Regions from separate parts of the Mus musculus genome. Here region 1 is linked to region 2. A link is a loop called in an ENCODE intact Hi-C map of the cell type or tissue named here. Cell type or tissue: left cerebral cortex. All regions are shown on one strand. Links, peaks and the distances in the headings refer to the core of each region. The heading gives the core; the rest is flanking DNA. Region 1 has its middle 98 kb from the start of Gm25564. Region 2 has its middle 64 kb from the start of Cmpk2.

Region 1 (8,336 bases), core at 104-8,103, 1.7 Mb after region 2:
TGTTTGTTTTGATGTGACCACCATTATTGGCTATCATTGAGGCCATCTCTCAATTCATTAATAAATTATTTTTCTCAACAAAACTTATTAAAAAAAAAAAAGATCCCTGCTCACAAAATACTCAGCCGGGCAGTGGTGGCACATGCCTTTAATTCCAGCACTTGGGAGGCAGAGGCAGTTGGATTTCCAAGTTCAAGGCTAGCCTGGTCTACAAAGTGAGTTCCAGGACAGCCAGGGCTACACAGAGAAACCCTGTCTTGAAAAACCAAAGGAAAAAAATATTACTCAGTTACTAGCATCATTATACTCCCAGACAATCTTTTAGGAATTTAAACCAGTTGAACCAGATGACCACAACTGGGAATGAAGGCCAGGGGATGAGGCACAAATTTTGTGGTACACATAGACATGGGATGAGGTGGGGGTTGGATCACCAGATTAATCCTTGGTAATCTAATTGGAGATTTGATTTGAAAAAAAAATCTAGATTCATAAATCTGCACCTATTAAGACACATACAAGAGAGAGTGGGAGTCGACAAGCGTTGTAAGTCGAGTATCTGAGGAACTTTCATTCTTGTTTTAAATGAGTCACCAAAAAGCAAAAGCCAGTGGGGAGGATGAGTGGGAAGCTGGGCAAAAATCCCAGGAAACCTGGGCTCCCTGCAGTCCAGCTGTGGCAGAAATGCAGAAGCACCAGTCCCATAGACAGGTGAGAGATGCCTTTGCACTCAAGTCACTCATGGGCCCAGTCAGGAAGTACAAGACATGGTCCTGAGAGAGGGGCCAGCAGAATTACTATTAGGGAGGCTGGGAAGGCAAGTGGGGTGAAGGGGATTAAAGCAAGTTTCAAACAAATTAAATGCAGCAATCAGTTTGAACAAAGACAGGTTCATGCACCATGTAGAGCTTGACCAGGAAAAGCTGAGATTCTCCTCAGTGATGGGGGAGAGAAATTCAAACCAAAAGAGTCTCAGAAACACCCCCTTGTGGTGAGGCAGGAAGAATTCTGACCAGGAGAGACTCAGAGATCCCCTCTAGTGGTGGAGCAGGCCAATTCTCATCAGGAAATGCTAAGAGACACCGGCCCCCCTCCTAGTGGTGAGGCAGGAAGAATTCTGACCAGGAGAGACTCAGAGACGCCCCCTAGTGGTGGTGCAGGAAAATTCTGATCTGGAAATGCTCAGAGAGACCCCTAATTATTAGAGCAGGCAACATCAGCAGAGAGAAGAGGAAAAACCACAAGAGCTTTCCATGGTAGAATGCTGGGAGCAGGCCTCCGTTTGTGAGCACCTGCTCGGCTGTTATAGAAACACAGCCCAGGTTAGACCACAGCCTGTTTTTGCACACTGGGGAAAGTCACCATCTGCTACACATCCATTCAAAGCATGGGGCAATTTGGGGCCATGCCAATAAAAGCAGCTGGGGCAGAGGTCATCAGGCTGGAACTTCTTAACATCTAGACATCATTTCTTGCTTGAAAATCTTTTGAGGCATTTTGATAGAAAATCTGAGGCGAGGCTTCGATAAGTACAGGGCATTTATACTAGATGGCTTTCAACTTCAAGTTCAGTTTTAAAGTTCTATTTTTGACCAGCAACAACTTATACTTCTTCGTCTTCTCTTTCTTCTAATTCCCCCTTTCTTCCTTTCATTTTTTACCAACTAAGGAAAATAAACTGAGAAGATGTGTCAGCGTGATGTATCTTGGTTTGTTAAGGGACTCAGGACTGGTATTGTGCAAAAACACCAGACTTTACAAGTGTGAGGATAGAATTGTGTGCGTGATTGTTTTCTCTAAATAAATATGGAAACAAGAAGTAAGAAGGGCCCAGCTACAAAGCCACAACACAAGAAGACTGGTTAAAAAAGAAAAAAAGTAGTAAAACTCCGGAGAAATGGGATGTTAGCTTTCTTTTATTTGATTTTAAGTATTTAGAAACATTTCAAATCCCCAAGGAGGCTGAGCAGTGTCCTGACAGAGAGAGGAGGTGAACATGTATTATGGCTGTGTGTCGTTATGTAAAGAGAGGCACCCAAGCTTGGCTCTCTTTTCTCTGGCTATTTGATCACATGACAGGAGATGCTGAAGAAACGTGTATTCCTAAATGCTTCCAAACTATTGCAGCTGTTTGTCCAGCTATGCGAAGTGAAGGCTGACACCAAACTTCAATGCACTCTGTGAAGCAGCAGTGTGGCTCAGTTGGTCTCCCCGCATTGGCATGCCTATGGTCATGTATAACACAGAGAAAATTAAAAATATTAATAAAGGCCAATTTATATCCCAAGAACGTTTTGCTACCCTCCCAGTGGGCATTTTATCATGTATTCTTTATTTTAAATTCAGGGTTTTGGTTTTTTTTATCTTTTTATGGGAAAAGGAGTATGCCCAGCCTGTGTGTTCTCCTAGTGACTGCATATCCTGGGCTGGATCACCACCATTGACCTTCAAACATTTTCTATTACATTAAGTCCATAAGTTTACTTTAATACCTCCTCTGCCCCTAATTACCTGGATCATTCTATACCATTCCCTACAGGAAAATGCACTGCTGAAGTTTGGATTTTTAAATTCTAATTAAAAAATTCATTAGTGTGTGAATTAATTTCCTCTCTTTGTATTTCCTCTCCCTCTTGGTAGCCATCGGACATTGAGAAGCAATCTACCCATTCCCACATAGAGATCCATAGTGCATTTTAATTACTCTGCCCTGGGTCTCACATCCATCCCCAGTGCCAGGAAATAATGTGGGCACTAGGAAGGCAGAGCAGAAACTCTGGGACAGGAGAAGCATCCCCTGGCTATCTTTCCTGTGGTGAAGCTATTTCAGCCCTGTGTCTTCCACAGCCAAATCTTCCTACTGTGACTGGCAAGGCCATATGTTATCCAGGTCAACACGAGCTGGGACAGGACACCAGGAATAATTAGCAAGACACCTTGGGACCACACTACAGTTATCCTCTCTGCCAAAGAAGCTACTTTTAGATCCTGTTGCTTGGATAACCCTTCCTGGAACAGAGAGTGGGCAGAATGCAACCTACAGTTCCATTCCTGAAGGGCCCCAGTTCATGCAGTAATTAGCTTCATATATTAAGCTTCCAGTTAACACTTCTGGAAATGTTTACCATGGAAGCAAAGTCAGACCAGGTTCATCTCTCATTATTTCTCTAGGACTCTGAGAAACACTGCCTCCATTAGAGCAGGTAGTAAATTTAAATTTGAAGTCAGTTCATAGTTCTTAGCTTGCAGTACACTGGTTCTCAAATAGCAGTCTGGGTATTGAAAGGAAATGGAATTAAACGCACAGGATTTTGGATTATTTTCTGTTTATGCCATTTATTGAATTCTGTGTGTCATTCAACTTTTTTAATGTGCGTATATTTTTAAAATTTTTTTAGAATTTCATATGTGACTACTGTATTTACAGAATTTGCTTGTTCCTCTCCAACCCTTCCCATGACCTACTGATTATTCTAATACTCATGACCTCCTCTTTAATTGTTACACACATACACACACATGTATGCATATGTGTATATATATATACATATATATATTATATATATATACCACCTGCTGTGTCCATTTATTGTTGAGCATATTCATATGCCTGGCCAGTTGGGATTGGATCACTTGTCAGCAGCCTGTTCCTTGGGAAGACTGATTCTCCCTCTCTCAACAGCCAACAATTGCCCTTCATCTAGGCATGGTGAGATTTCCCCCATCCGTGACGGCATATCTACTGGTGTTGTCATTGTTCGGGTCATGTTTAGGCAACTGTATTGTGGGGATGTCATGGATGTAGCTCCCTGCCATTGTCCTGCATCAGAAGCAGCTTGTCCATTACTGACCCAGAAGCATGTGTCTTCCTACATCTTATTAACTTGAAGAAGCACCTTATTCTCATCTTACCTTTACAAGAGATTCCTTGCAACCAGTTTTAGACTGGATGCTGGTGTGGACATTATTGACACAAAGGCAAGAGAGGATGGAAGACCCTCTGACAACTCTAAAAAAGCCACATTGGTGCAGTGGCTGTTGTTCCAGGCACTGCATTTGTGATCTAGTTATAATATCAACCCAGGCCCAGAACACACAGAAAGAGCTGCCATCCCAAGGAAAACCCATCTGAAGTGTCATTCTGCCAGGGTGTTGCGTGTCTGATGTGTCCTGTAAACATTTGCAGGTTCAGATCTTTTCAACAAATTGTCTTTTCACATTCTTACTATTTCCTTGTTCTAAGTAAGCCCTAAGCTGTGTTATCCTCTCATGGTTTAAGTGTCCAAAACAAGAGAGAAGTCATATGCAGAAAGATGTACATTCATAATAGTGAAAGTGTGGTAGGATCAGGTTTGACCATTAATAAGAAGCTGGTTAGCAGTGCACAGACCAGCCACACAGTACTATTATTGAAATCAGCAACAGACACTTCCTTCTGTTGAAATGGGGAAAAAAATATATCCCTTTTATTGTTAGGTGAGAAAGCACTTTTTAGAGACAACATATGGAACAGGAACCTTTTATGCAAAATAATAGCCATACTGCCCAAATGTTCATGAGAATGTAAATGAATATCTGTGAACAAGAATGAATATTTGGGAAGCTCTCAAAAATATTGTCTCCTGGTGATTAGTGGGTGGCTCAGTTGCATTCTTTGCTATCTGCACATATTTAAAGAAGCTACAAAGTGGCTAGTCAAATGACATCAACAACCTTGCCTACGGAATTCTGGGCTCCTGCACAAGCTTTATGGTCCAAGAGCAGTGAGATCAAGCAGAGGCATCCTATTTCTTGAAGAAAAGAAAACTTGGCATGCCCGTAGAGTACAGCCAAGCAATTGTTGCATCCACTCTGAAATGGAAGGTTACTCCCGGCAGGCATAGCACAGAGGTTCCTCTGAATCTGTCCAAACAGTGTCATTCACTCTGTCATGTGTGCGCCAAATTTAAGTATATCTTCTAACTCCTACTGTGGATGAAGACAGACTCTAGCCAGACCAGCAGCCTCTGCTTCACTGCATAAACACAAGGCTGGCAAGAAGGAGCCTTCAGTAGCAAGTGTCCTTCATACCTACAGCTTTGCACAACATGAAGAAAACAAAACAGTCACAAAAGAACACACATGGTATATACTCACTGATAAGTGAATATTAGCCCAAAAGCTCAGAATACAATTCACAGATCATATGAAGCTCAAGAAAAAGGAAGACCAAAATGTGGATGCTTCGGTCCTTCTTAGAAGGGAGAACAAAATACTCACAGGAGGTAGAGGGTAGGAGGGACTTAGGAGGGAGAAAGGAGGGGAAGGGGAGAAAGGGGGACATGATCAGGTATGGGAGGAGAGGAGGATGAAATACAGAGGTTCAGGAAATTGAACAGAGGTATATAGCAATGGGGGATGGGGAACTGGTGATAGCCACCAGAAAGTGTCAGATGCCAAAAAATCAAGTGGCTCCCAGGACCCAACAAGGATGAGATTAGCTGAAATGGCCAACCAAAGGGAGGGAGAACCTGTTGAGACCATATCCAGAGGTTAGGCAAGGAACCTGGTTGAGGGATAGGGCCACCTACTCATCTCCAAATTTTTAACCCAGAATTGTTTCTGTATAAAGGAAATACAGGAACAAAGTGTAGAGCAGAGACTGAAGGAAAGGCCATCTAGAGATTGCTCCACCTGTGGATCCATCCCACATGCAGACACCAAACCCAGACACTATTTTTTGCTGACAAGAGCCTGTTATAGCTGTCTCCTGAGAGGCTCTGCCAGAGCCTGGACAAATACAGAGGTCAATGCTAATAGCCAACCATTGGACTAAACACAGGGACCCCACTGAGAAAGTTAGGAAAAGGACTGAAGGAGCTAAAGGCATCTGCAACCCCATAGGAAGAACAACAATATCAGCCAACCAGACCCCACCCCACCCCACCCCTGAGCTCCCAGTGACTAAACCACCACCAGTATACATAGAAGGACCCATGGTTCCAGCTGCATATATAGCAAAGGATGGCCTTATCTGGCATCAATGAGGGCAGAAGTCCTTGGTCCCGGGAAGGCTCGATTTCCCATTGTAGGGAAAAGCCAGAGTAGTGAGGTGGGAGTGGGTGTGTGGGTGAAGGAGCACTCTCATAGAAGCAGGGGGAGGGGGAGGGGATGGGGGGGTTTCAGAGGGGAAACCAGGAAAGGAGATAACATTTGAAATGTAAATAAATAAAATATCCAAGAAAGAAAGAGAGAGAGAGAGAGAGAGAGAGAGAGAGAGAGAGAGAGAAAGAGAGAGAGAGAGAGAGAGAGAGAAAGAAAGAAAGAAAGAAAGAAAGAAAGAAAGAAAGAAAGAAAGAGAGAAAGGGAGAAGGGAGAAAGAGAGAAAGAGAGAAAAGAAAGAGAGAGAGGGAGGGAGGGAGGGAGGGAGGGAGGGAGGGAGGGGAGAGAAAGAGAGAGAGGAAGGAAGGAAGGAAGGAAGGAAGGAAGGAAGGAAGGAAGGAAGGAAGGAAGGAAGGAAGGAAAGAAGGAAGGAGGGAGGGAGGGAGGGAGGGCGGGCGGGCGGGCGGGCAGGCAGGCAGCAGGGAGGGACCTCAGCTCAGTTTCAGCTTAAAATCTTTATATACTACAACCATAGTAATGGGTATCTGCAGCCACAGATCTTTACAGTTATCTCTAGAAGCCAACAAAAAGGACAGGAAATCTGAGTTGTTCGGTGGGCCCTTGGGCCTCTGTGACCAACTCATTATTTTTTAATAAGCTGAGCAGCATTTTCCAGGCACACAGGATATCTCCCATCTAACTCTTTCCGATGGTATGGAGCAACAATAAATATGGGTGGCACCATCTAACATGTTTGAAGTTTCAATTGAACAAAGAGTAGAAAGAGAAACACTATAGAATCTGAGCCAGCATTTTGGCACACGAATTTCTCTACTACCAGGGCACCATCATAAGACTCCACACCATTCAGTATTTAAAAGTGAGCTCACACCAATCAGCCTGCACATAGCTTGACGGTCTTCATCTCTGCTCTGCTCTTACTCTGAGTCTTCTAACTTCCTAGACTTTGCTAATTGAATTTTCAAAAGTACATCACATGTGTCTTCTTTCCTTTCCCCTCCCTCTGTCTATCCCTAATGCCTGCTGAAACAGTTCCTGCTCTTCCCAAGGTCCTAAGCATACCCATGAACAGGGACCAAGTCCCAGTATGAACTTCACAGCTGTAGAGCCTCAAACCCCTGCTAGGTTCAACTTTATGTAAACTAAGGCTAGACCAGCACCAACACCCCTCCATTCCCTCAGCCTCAGTCTCCGCCTCAGTCTCCTGCAGCTGCTTCATGTAAAGTTCTATATTCAGCAAACACCACATGGATTCACTGATTCAGTTTTATGAAGCTATGCAAATACTGGTCTTAATTTTGTTTACTTTAAAAATGAGCTAGAAAAATATCTACAGGTAATAAATCATATAAATTTGTTTGAGTTATCAATTTCTTTCCAGTGAAACTCCATGTCAGTGATTGAAATAATAAGTCTTTTAACAAAACAATAATAGTTAAAAGCAGGCACTGAGAAAATCAGGGTTGCAGAGACAGTCACAGCTTCATAAGAAGCAGTCTCCTGGAAGGCCAGCCTTAGCTCTTCTGAAAAATGATAGCTTCTTTTACATATTTTTTCAACCAGAAGCTTCTCGCTCAGAAAACACAAATGTCCAACAAAAAAATCACTTTTTAAAAAAACTTTCAGCAGGTTAATGTCAACACATGTTATTAATTTTTGCTAAAAAGCCATCTCAGTGGGGAGTCTGGAAGTATGGCCAGCTAGACGCTAATGAGCTGGTGGATTTTCACCAGCACACATATCACAATGGAACCAGATGGGCCATTAAATTCCATCCTCCACACTCTCATTTGGAACATGGAAAGACTGTCCGCTATCATCCAGCACCTACCTCAGTTTCAATAAACTTCCCTGTTTGAGACCTGACTGTAACCTTCAGAGGGTCTCAAGGATCCTTGTTACTTATGATCACACCCTGCAAGAACTGAGCATCCTGCCAGCTGAAACACCAATGCCACTCTTTCAACTTTCAGTAAACAACAAACTATTAGCAAAACGTGTACCAAGCTACAGAGGACTACCATGGTCTTGGGCTCCAGGCTCCCACTCCTAGGGGAGGAATTAGTATCAACTCATAACTTATAGGGGAGAGAGATTCAGTTTTCCTTAAGGGTGTGGTCCCTGGTAAATTGATCAGGTTCCAGTGGACAGCCACATACTCATGAGGCTTCATACATAACAGAAAATTGAGTTGATGGGTACAGAAAAAAAAAAAGACAAAATTTTTTTAATTT
Region 2 (8,336 bases), core at 137-8,136:
ATTTCACATTACACACTTCAACCCCACTCATCACCCCATCCCTCCATATCCATACTCTGCCTTGCAATTTCTACCCCCAAAACAAAAAATAAAAATAATAAATAAATCAATAGGAAAAAGCCACCTCACCATGGAAATTTTGGTGTATTACAGTGTGTCGCACAGTATACCTTTTGCCCAATCAGCTTTCCTTGCAAATGTTCATTGCAATGAGTCTGTTTCAAGGCCTCCGGCTTCTGCTAAATACTGGACCCTCACCAGGACTCCTCTTGGCAGGCCTGTTGGTGCCCTGTGTCATGGAGATCCTGCAGCTTTAGCTCTAAAGGACCTGCCCTGTCATGTGTTCCAGCAGTTCACAGATAGGGTAGATGTTGAGGTGGACCAACTCAAAGTACCAAATTTCAGCCTGGGTGGTAGCTGAGTTGGTCAGAGCACCAGCTCTCCTGCTTTACCCAAGTGAGTCGCAGGGACAGCTCTCCTGCCTGCAGCAACTGGCAAGTGGCAGAACTGACTCTCGTGCTCTCACACCCTCAGGCTCCATCTCTGTGTCTATGGTAGCAGGGCCAGTTCTATTGTGTTGCCCAGGCAAGGTGCAGTCCTGCTCTTCTGAGTCCTCCAGTCAGCAAGAGGCAACAGCCCCACCTTTTGAAGGCGTTTTCTCTACTGAGGCTCAGTCCTCTCCCATGGCTTTAACTTGTGTTACCTTAACATAAGGCTACCCAGCACAAATGACCCCTTGTGGACTTCAACCATCCCCGTTAATACAACATTTCCTCCCTTGTTCATTCCCAAGATCGCACATTAGTAAAGGCATCACAATATAAAACATTTTATAAACTTAAAAGTCTCACAGCCTTTATAAATTCAAATAACTAAAATCTCCGTGTCTTTTAAAATAGCAAATCCTTTAAAATCCAGTATCTTTCAACTGTTGGCTCCTATAAAATAAAAAGTAACTGAAATACTTTCTTATTTTAAGGGGCAGGAACCAGGGCACAGTCAATAAGATCAAACTGAAGCAAAACTGAACAGTGTAAATAGCTCACTGTTCAATATCCAGGGTTGGCTTACAATTTTTGAGGCTCTCCCAAAGGACTTGGGTCACTCTGCAAGCTCAGGCATCTGTAGCACACATAGCTTGTCTTTCAGGCTCTGGCAGCCTACATTCTATCACTGCTGCTGTTCTTGGTGACCATCCCATGGTACTGGCATCTTCCAAAAGCTAGGGCCGCTGTTGCAACTGGGCTGTACTTTCATCAGGAGCCTTTCCTAGACTCTCTTTATGGTGACAAGCCTCAACTTCTTTCCATGACCCATTCAGTCCTGGGGTTTCCACTGCTATTGAGGCTGCAGCTTCACCAATGGCCTATCCTGGCCACTTACAGTGCTAATCCTCATCTGCTCTCCATGCCCATTCCATGCCTTGAAACCAGTACCCCGTAGGTGACTCTTACACTACTAAGTTCACTTGCCTGTGTGAGGTACAACCTTGGCTGCTTCTGGAACACAGCTTTTGTGTGCTGACTCTATGGAGACACTTCCCAGAAGTGTCCAGATCAGTGATGCGGGTCTCTTGTTCATTTCTAAACTCCAGTTGACCGGCATCAATCGTCTGAGCAAAGCAAAGGTTTTACATGAGTGCCTCTGACTGATTGTTAATCAGAGCTGACTCTTCAGCCCCAGCTAACCAAAAACCACAGATTCTCAACTCAAAATACCAAATGGCCCCGATAGAGTTTTTCAGTGACTCACAGAACTTCCCTCTGGAACTTCAGAAACTAAGGCACTGTAAGACTCTGGTGAGCCTTAACTTACCAGAGACGCCCTGAGTGAACAATGTGGAGTCAGGGATCGATGCAAAAGCAAGAGGAATTTTATTGTTCCAGCATGCTGGAGTTGCCCTACACACAAACGAGATTGAACAACCCTGTGCAGCATGTTTGACAAATTTTTGTATAGTTTTCAGAGCAGCAGCCATTAGACACAATGTGATTGGCAGAACAGTGACTTTTAAACTGATTGATCTTTAGGAAATGAGGTGGCAAGGACTTCCCTTGTCTGTAGGTGGCCAATGGTCACGGAATGTGTCTAAGTGCTCTGAGCCTCCCCCACACTCAGGTGGCTGGTGGTCGGTTCCCCCCAAGTCCCCACATGGTATGATAAATGTAATTAAGCCTCTTTTCCAGAGAGGAGGGGTGCCTAAGTGCTCCATGACCTTTCTCTTCCAGGAGGGGAGGGGTCTGGTGGGATTTTCCAAAGGCCCTGAGCTGACCTCTTCACACTGTTTTCAATTCTTATCTCCCAAGCTCCCACAGAAGAGTTCACCAAACTTTTTAACCTAGAGTTCCAAACTCCATCCATGATCCTCCCACAAAACAACAGAATTAGGTATGTCGCAGCAATATGCCACATCTAGTACCAACTTATGTTGTAGTTTGAGTTGCTGTTACTATGATGAAACAAAGCAAGCTAGGAAGAAACCGGTTTATTTGGCTTATGATTCCGTATCCATAGTCCACGTCTACAGGAAGTCTAGGACAGGAACTCAAATAGGCAAGAACCTGCAGGCAGGAGCTAATGCAGAGGCTACAGCAGGGACACTGCTTACTGACTTGCTCCTTATGGATGGCTCAGACTCCGTTCTTATAGAGCCCAGGACCAGCATGCCACGTGCTGCCCCACCCACAATGGGCTGGGTCCTCTCCCATCAATCAGCAACTAAGAAAATGTCCTACAGCTGAATTTTATGGAAGTGCTTTCTCAATTGAGTTTCTCTTTTTTAGATGATTCTAGTTTGTGTCAAGCTGACCTAAAACTAGCCAGGACAAGGGCCTGATCCCTTCAGAAGTCCACAGTTTCTCTCAGAACTTCTTCAGCATCAAAATGGCACAAGGTGGCACATCACAGCCAGTGTGATGCTCTCAATCTCAGAATATAAAGCCCCAAAAACCTAGAGGACAAGACATGGGCAGGCTGCTCCTTTCCATTTGTTCGAGTTTGCTATTCTGTGGCTGTGACAAGCTCCATGACCAAAGGTCGTGGACCAAAGTCCACGATTGAGGAAGCCAAGCTGGAAACTCAAGGCAGGAACTGAGAGGCAGGGGAAGCACTGTTTGCTGGCCCACTCTCCCTCTGCCTAGCTTCCTTTTCTCTGTACCACAGGACCACCTTCCCAGGGTCCGTGTCATTCATAGTGATCTGGGCCCTTCTACATCAATCAATAAAATGCCCCCACAGACTTGCCTTATAGACCATCTGATGGAGTCAGTTCCTCAACTGAGAGCCTTGCAGGGCGTGTGACGGCAGTAAGCAAAGTCAGTCATTGCAGTGGGTGGGGACGAGAAAGACGATGACTTGATGACTTTAATGATCTGGATCTAATGTACTTTAGGTCATATTTCACATTCTTTCACAGAGTTGATGATTTTCAGCTCCTCCCCTCACGATGATTTTATATTAAGTTATTTAAAGTCTGCACCAAACGATGTTTTCTACAAGATGCCGTAGGGCAGTATTTAAAGGCTTCAAGTAACAGACTGGTTAAAATAAGCATTAACCATCCTTTTTGTTTATGTATGAGAAGTCCACTCTGTACTGCAGATGACTCAGAAAGAGGCAGGCCTTGGCTGGATTCCCTATCTGTAGGACGCTTTCTGCCTCCCAATCCGGGATGCATGTGAGTTTGGAAACCAGTGGATTCACTAGGAGTTTTTAAGCCCATGTAATGTGCTCACCTCACCAACATTCATGAGGCGTGAGGAGAAAAGGCTCCAGGAGGGGGTGAAGGGCTGGATTCTGCTTGAAGACAAAAGGGAATACCCAAGGAGAGAGGGGAGGGAAGGTTTCAAGATCATAGGCAGAGTCAGAACCTAGCCAGGCATAGGGCAAGTCACCGTTGGCTGTCACGTCAGCCTCCTTCTGGGTGACTGAAGACTGCAGATGGGAAATGGAAACCGTCCAGGTTATCAGGTGAGTGAGATCTATGTACAGGCAAGACTTTGACCTCACTGCCTAACTCCAAATATGATGATATTTCAGCCATTTTCCCTCAATACTGAGGGTTACAAGAGCTTGGGCTAATGTAATTTATGTTTCAACTAAACACTGAGACTGTAACTGGACAAACATCACACACACACACACACACACACACACACACACACACGCACACACACATTTGTATATACACATATTTATTTGAACTGATTAGTAAATTAAGTATGATTTAAAAGTATATTTAATTTTATTTTCCTTTGACATCCCCCCTTACCCTCCCCCCCCCCAGAGTAGCTGCTGGGGGTAGACCCCCAACATAACGAAAAACATTCCTCAATGTTCTGTGCACACTGCCTTTTATGGGCATGCTCAGGTTTCCAAGGCAAGGTGGCTTTGAATCAGTTGCAGGCCTCCTTTCATGTAGAAAACTGCTTAAAGATGTGATATTAGGGCCCAGGGAGACTGCAGAGAGAAGGGACAGTCATTTGCCAGTACTGTCCACTGGGTGGCACTGTTGCTCCACAGAGTGTCTCCATGGCGGGTCCCCAAGGACCAGGGCCAGGACCTACACAAAGGTAGGGAAGGTGTGTATGGTGAAGGGTTTATTAATGACTTTGCCTCCTCTGCGCAGCACTTTTGCGCATCTCCCCGGCCTCAGATCGTTCCTGGGCTCTCTCTGGACTGAGTGCCTGATTTGTTGTGGCCCAAACTGCTTTAGACAACAGCCAAGAAGGGCAGAGACTTCACGTGTGCACAGGCTGCAGTCCCGACGTCACTTAGAAGATTAAAAATAAATTGAAGCACATGTCACTTCAAAGGGGGCACAAAAAGGACATCGGCATGATTGGGCGCAGTAATGAGAAAGAGCTGTAGGTCCTTAGTTTGAACTGTACAGAAAAAAGGATTTTGAGGCTTATTCCCCACCCCTGTACTCCTTACATGAGAGTTAATATATTTTGATATTTAAGGCGCATTCGACACCATATGTGTGTGTGTGTGTGTGTGTGTGTGTGTGTGTGTATCTCCAATCTCTCTGTTTGGATTTGGACTCTGCCCTCGATCAGGGAGCCACATCAAGGAGCCAGGGAGACAAGAGTGTTCATCGGGGAAAGCCTGGGCCACACTGATGTACAAGCACAGAGCCCCTTGTCTGCAGAACCAACCCTACCGGTCCAGAAGGCTTTGTTGCCTACCTATCTATAATATCCATCCGGCTTGGTCTTTTGTCTCTAGGACCAGTCCCTGCAGCCTGGCCCCTCTCAGCCTGAGGTCCACGTTCACACATCAGGCATGTCTTGACTAATGGCGGCTGAGGCCCAATGACTCTCGTTTTTCATGAGTTGTCAGGAGTCTGAACACAGGGAGAGGGGGAGGGAGGGAGGGAAAAGAGGGAGGAGAAGGGGGAGGCGAGAGAAAAGGAAGGGGAGGTAGGAACGGGGAGACATAAAAAAGAGAGGAGGGAGGAGAGGAGGGGAGGGGAGGGAGGAGGGGAGGAGAGAGAGAGAAAAACAGGAGGGAGAGGAAGGAAGGAGAGGAGAAAGGGTTAGAGGTGAGATGAAACCTGAGTGGGGGTGGGGAGAGTGATAGAGGAGAGAGAGGAGGGGGAGGAGAGAGTGAGAAGGAGAGAAGAGAGAACACAGAGAGGGAGGTGGTGAGGAGAGAGAGACTGAGAGAGAGAGGTACTCAGAGGGAGAGGAGCATGGGCAGATGTCCTCATGAAAAATTTACAAGGAATAATCAGAGGTCCGTTCATTCCCTTTGGCGGGGAGGCCCCTAGGCTGTTTGCCCGGGCCACTGGGAGAAGGTGGGAAGAGCCCCCTCATTCTGCAGCAATCTGGCTCCGGTAGGGAAATGCCCCCATGCTTGGTGCACTTGGCCAATCCTCCCGAGACTGGCTTGTAAATGCAGTTCAGGCAAAATTGATGAAGTGTCAGTCATCTGAGGCTGGCAGTTTAGAGAGGTCACAGCTGCAAGGGGCTGCAGGGTCTCACAGAGATGGGACTGAGAAGAGTTAAAGGGAGAGCACACCCAGCAAGCAGGAAGCATTTATCTTCTCCTGACGGGCATTCTTCAAACATTTCTGTGCAGCTCTGACCTCCACCAGCTCTGGCCAGCCAGTGTGAGACTTCTGACTCCAGTTGTGCACTCTTACATTTTCCCTCGAAGGAGTCCAGACCCATCTCCTCACAGCCCCGGGACCCTCTGCTTAGGAAGGAAAGGGGGGACACTGCTGCTCCTAATTGAAACAAGCAGGCAGATCCTGATCAGTAATGGGGATTTCCCACTTTAATTGGCTCAGTGAGTCATGTCTCCTCATTCCCACACTTCCTGAGGCAGGATGGTTTCTCTAGGTGAGCAGCATCAAGTCTGCAGGGGATGGGCCGGGAGAGCTACATAGTAGATGGACATACATCTGGACTTAGTAGCTGTTCTCTGGAAGTCACAAGAACAGATGCAAATTTGGGCTTATCTTAGGATATCTTCTGGGTGGGATCTGAGGCCACTGGACAGATGGCTAAATTGGCTCTATCTATATGCCTTTTTAATTTGTGTGGCTTTAAAATCAGAATCACAAGTAATTTGGTTGTGTGGGACACCAAACAACTAGAGCTTTGCTGGTTGTTTGTCCCGTGTTTGGATCCTGGCTTCCCTAAGCCTCCATGAGGACTCCTAGCCCTGTTGCCATCTGCTCATGAGAAAATGGGATGAGAAGGGCTAGGGACTCTCTGAGGTGAAGGGTGGGGGTGGGGAACAGCTGGCCTCCTAACCCTGTCCTTCACACCCCTCCCCCTCCTCTTTTAATGGCAGTGAAAGTAGAACAGGGTTTGCTTGCCTGTCATGTCCAAAGACCTGACTTCTGTCCCGGTGTGGGAAAAGAAGGATCTAAACAAGCAGGCATGGGAGCAGGAGGCCTAATTTACTCAGCCGTGCACACTTATCCCTATGTCCTTTGCCATTATGAGCAAGGCTGTCGCTGTGTTCTTTCTAAAAGAAAAGGAGATGAAGGCTTGGAAGACAGATTTGTAGCCCATCCTTCTGTCTCAGGGGGCGGAGCCTTCTGCCTCGGGAGGTGGAGACTTCTGTCTCAGGGGGCAGAGCCTTCTGTCTCAGGGGGCGGAGCCTTCTGTCTCAGGAAGCGAAGCCTTTTTCTGGAGTTGGGGTGGAAACAGTTCACTGCAGAAATGTCTGATTTTTAGAGCAAAAAACCCAAAATTGAATGAATGAAATTGTCGCCAGGTTGAAACTGCTATAGGTTGTCAGTAGGAAAAAGGTGTGTCTATCTCCAGGAAAAGGGGTGGGGTGAGGAAAGCCAGGGTCTTTTAACCACAATTTCATGAAGTGTGTAACCACACAAGGATCATTCTAGAAAGGTATGCTTTCTCTGGAGTAGGAAGTCTTAAGACTCCTCAGAGCTGTCAGTGAGAGGTGCACTAACACATAGTACCAACAAGTCACACATATACACACACCACTCATTCAAGAACATGCTCATATGCCATTCCACACATCACAACATACATCACACACAGATCTGCCTACCACCACATATCCACCCTTTCCTATATGGAGGTACACAACCTGCCAAATGTATACCAGTTCCCCACAACATACATGTACGTCATGCCTTATAGCACATCCACACTCACCCACAACACGTGCATTCAGAATGCCAACAAGACACATACATATACACCATATCTCCCACAAAAAAGCATGCACAAAGCATATCTATACTATTAACAATCCACTCATGTCATTTTCATAAATTATCTTTTATAAGTTAAAGACATGTTTTGAGATTGTACTGGCTAGTTTTGTGTCAACTTGACACAGCTGGGGTTATCACAGAGAAAGGAGCTTCAGTTGAGGAAATGCCTCCATGAGATCCAACTGTAAGGCATTTTCTCAATTAGTGATCAAGGGGGAAAGGCCCCTTGTGGGTGGGACCATCTCTGGGCTGATAGTCTTGGGTTCTATAAGAGAGCAGGCTGAGCAAGCCAGGGAAATCAAGCCAGTAAAGAACATCCCTCCATGGCCTCTGCATCAGCTCCTGCTCCCTGACCTGCTTGAGTTCCAGTCCTAACTTCCTTTGGTGATGAACAGCAATGTGGAAATGTAAGCTGAATAAACCCTTTCCTCCCCAACTTGCTTCTTGGTCATGATGTTTGTGCAGGAATAGAAACCCTGACTAAGACAGAGATGTTAGTGCTTAATTCCCAAGGGAGGTTGAGAGTGAGCAGATTCTCTGGCCATGAAAGAGGGAGAACATTAGACATAAACTGTGGGATATATGGAGATCTAAGTGGATAATACTTTAAATGGAGGAGAAGGGGCTTCAC

What was found. A loop is a pair of places that touch in the nucleus more often than their neighbours do. Peaks named below come from ENCODE experiments on the same cell type or tissue, not always from the same donor. Only the 100,000 strongest peaks of a DNase experiment are listed, where the experiment ranks them.
Region 1: a loop joins it to region 2, with 4 times the contacts of the local background. A loop is called at or near these places in 3 of 42 quality-filtered maps.

What each region holds. Positions count from the first base shown.
Region 1 is chr12:28,247,856-28,256,191 of GRCm38, forward strand. No RefSeq gene overlaps it. Among named protein-coding and RNA genes, the nearest start is that of Gm25564, 98 kb to the right of the region's middle. In left cerebral cortex, for the core only: a CTCF peak has its summit at 1,066; DNase peaks (open chromatin) are centred at 645, 1,019, 4,678 and 4,921.
Region 2 is chr12:26,528,640-26,536,975 of GRCm38, forward strand. No RefSeq gene overlaps it. Among named protein-coding and RNA genes, the nearest start is that of Cmpk2, 64 kb to the left of the region's middle. In left cerebral cortex, for the core only: a CTCF peak has its summit at 4,511 (motif pointing right); DNase peaks (open chromatin) are centred at 3,641, 4,518 and 5,871; H3K4me3 peaks cover 229 bases.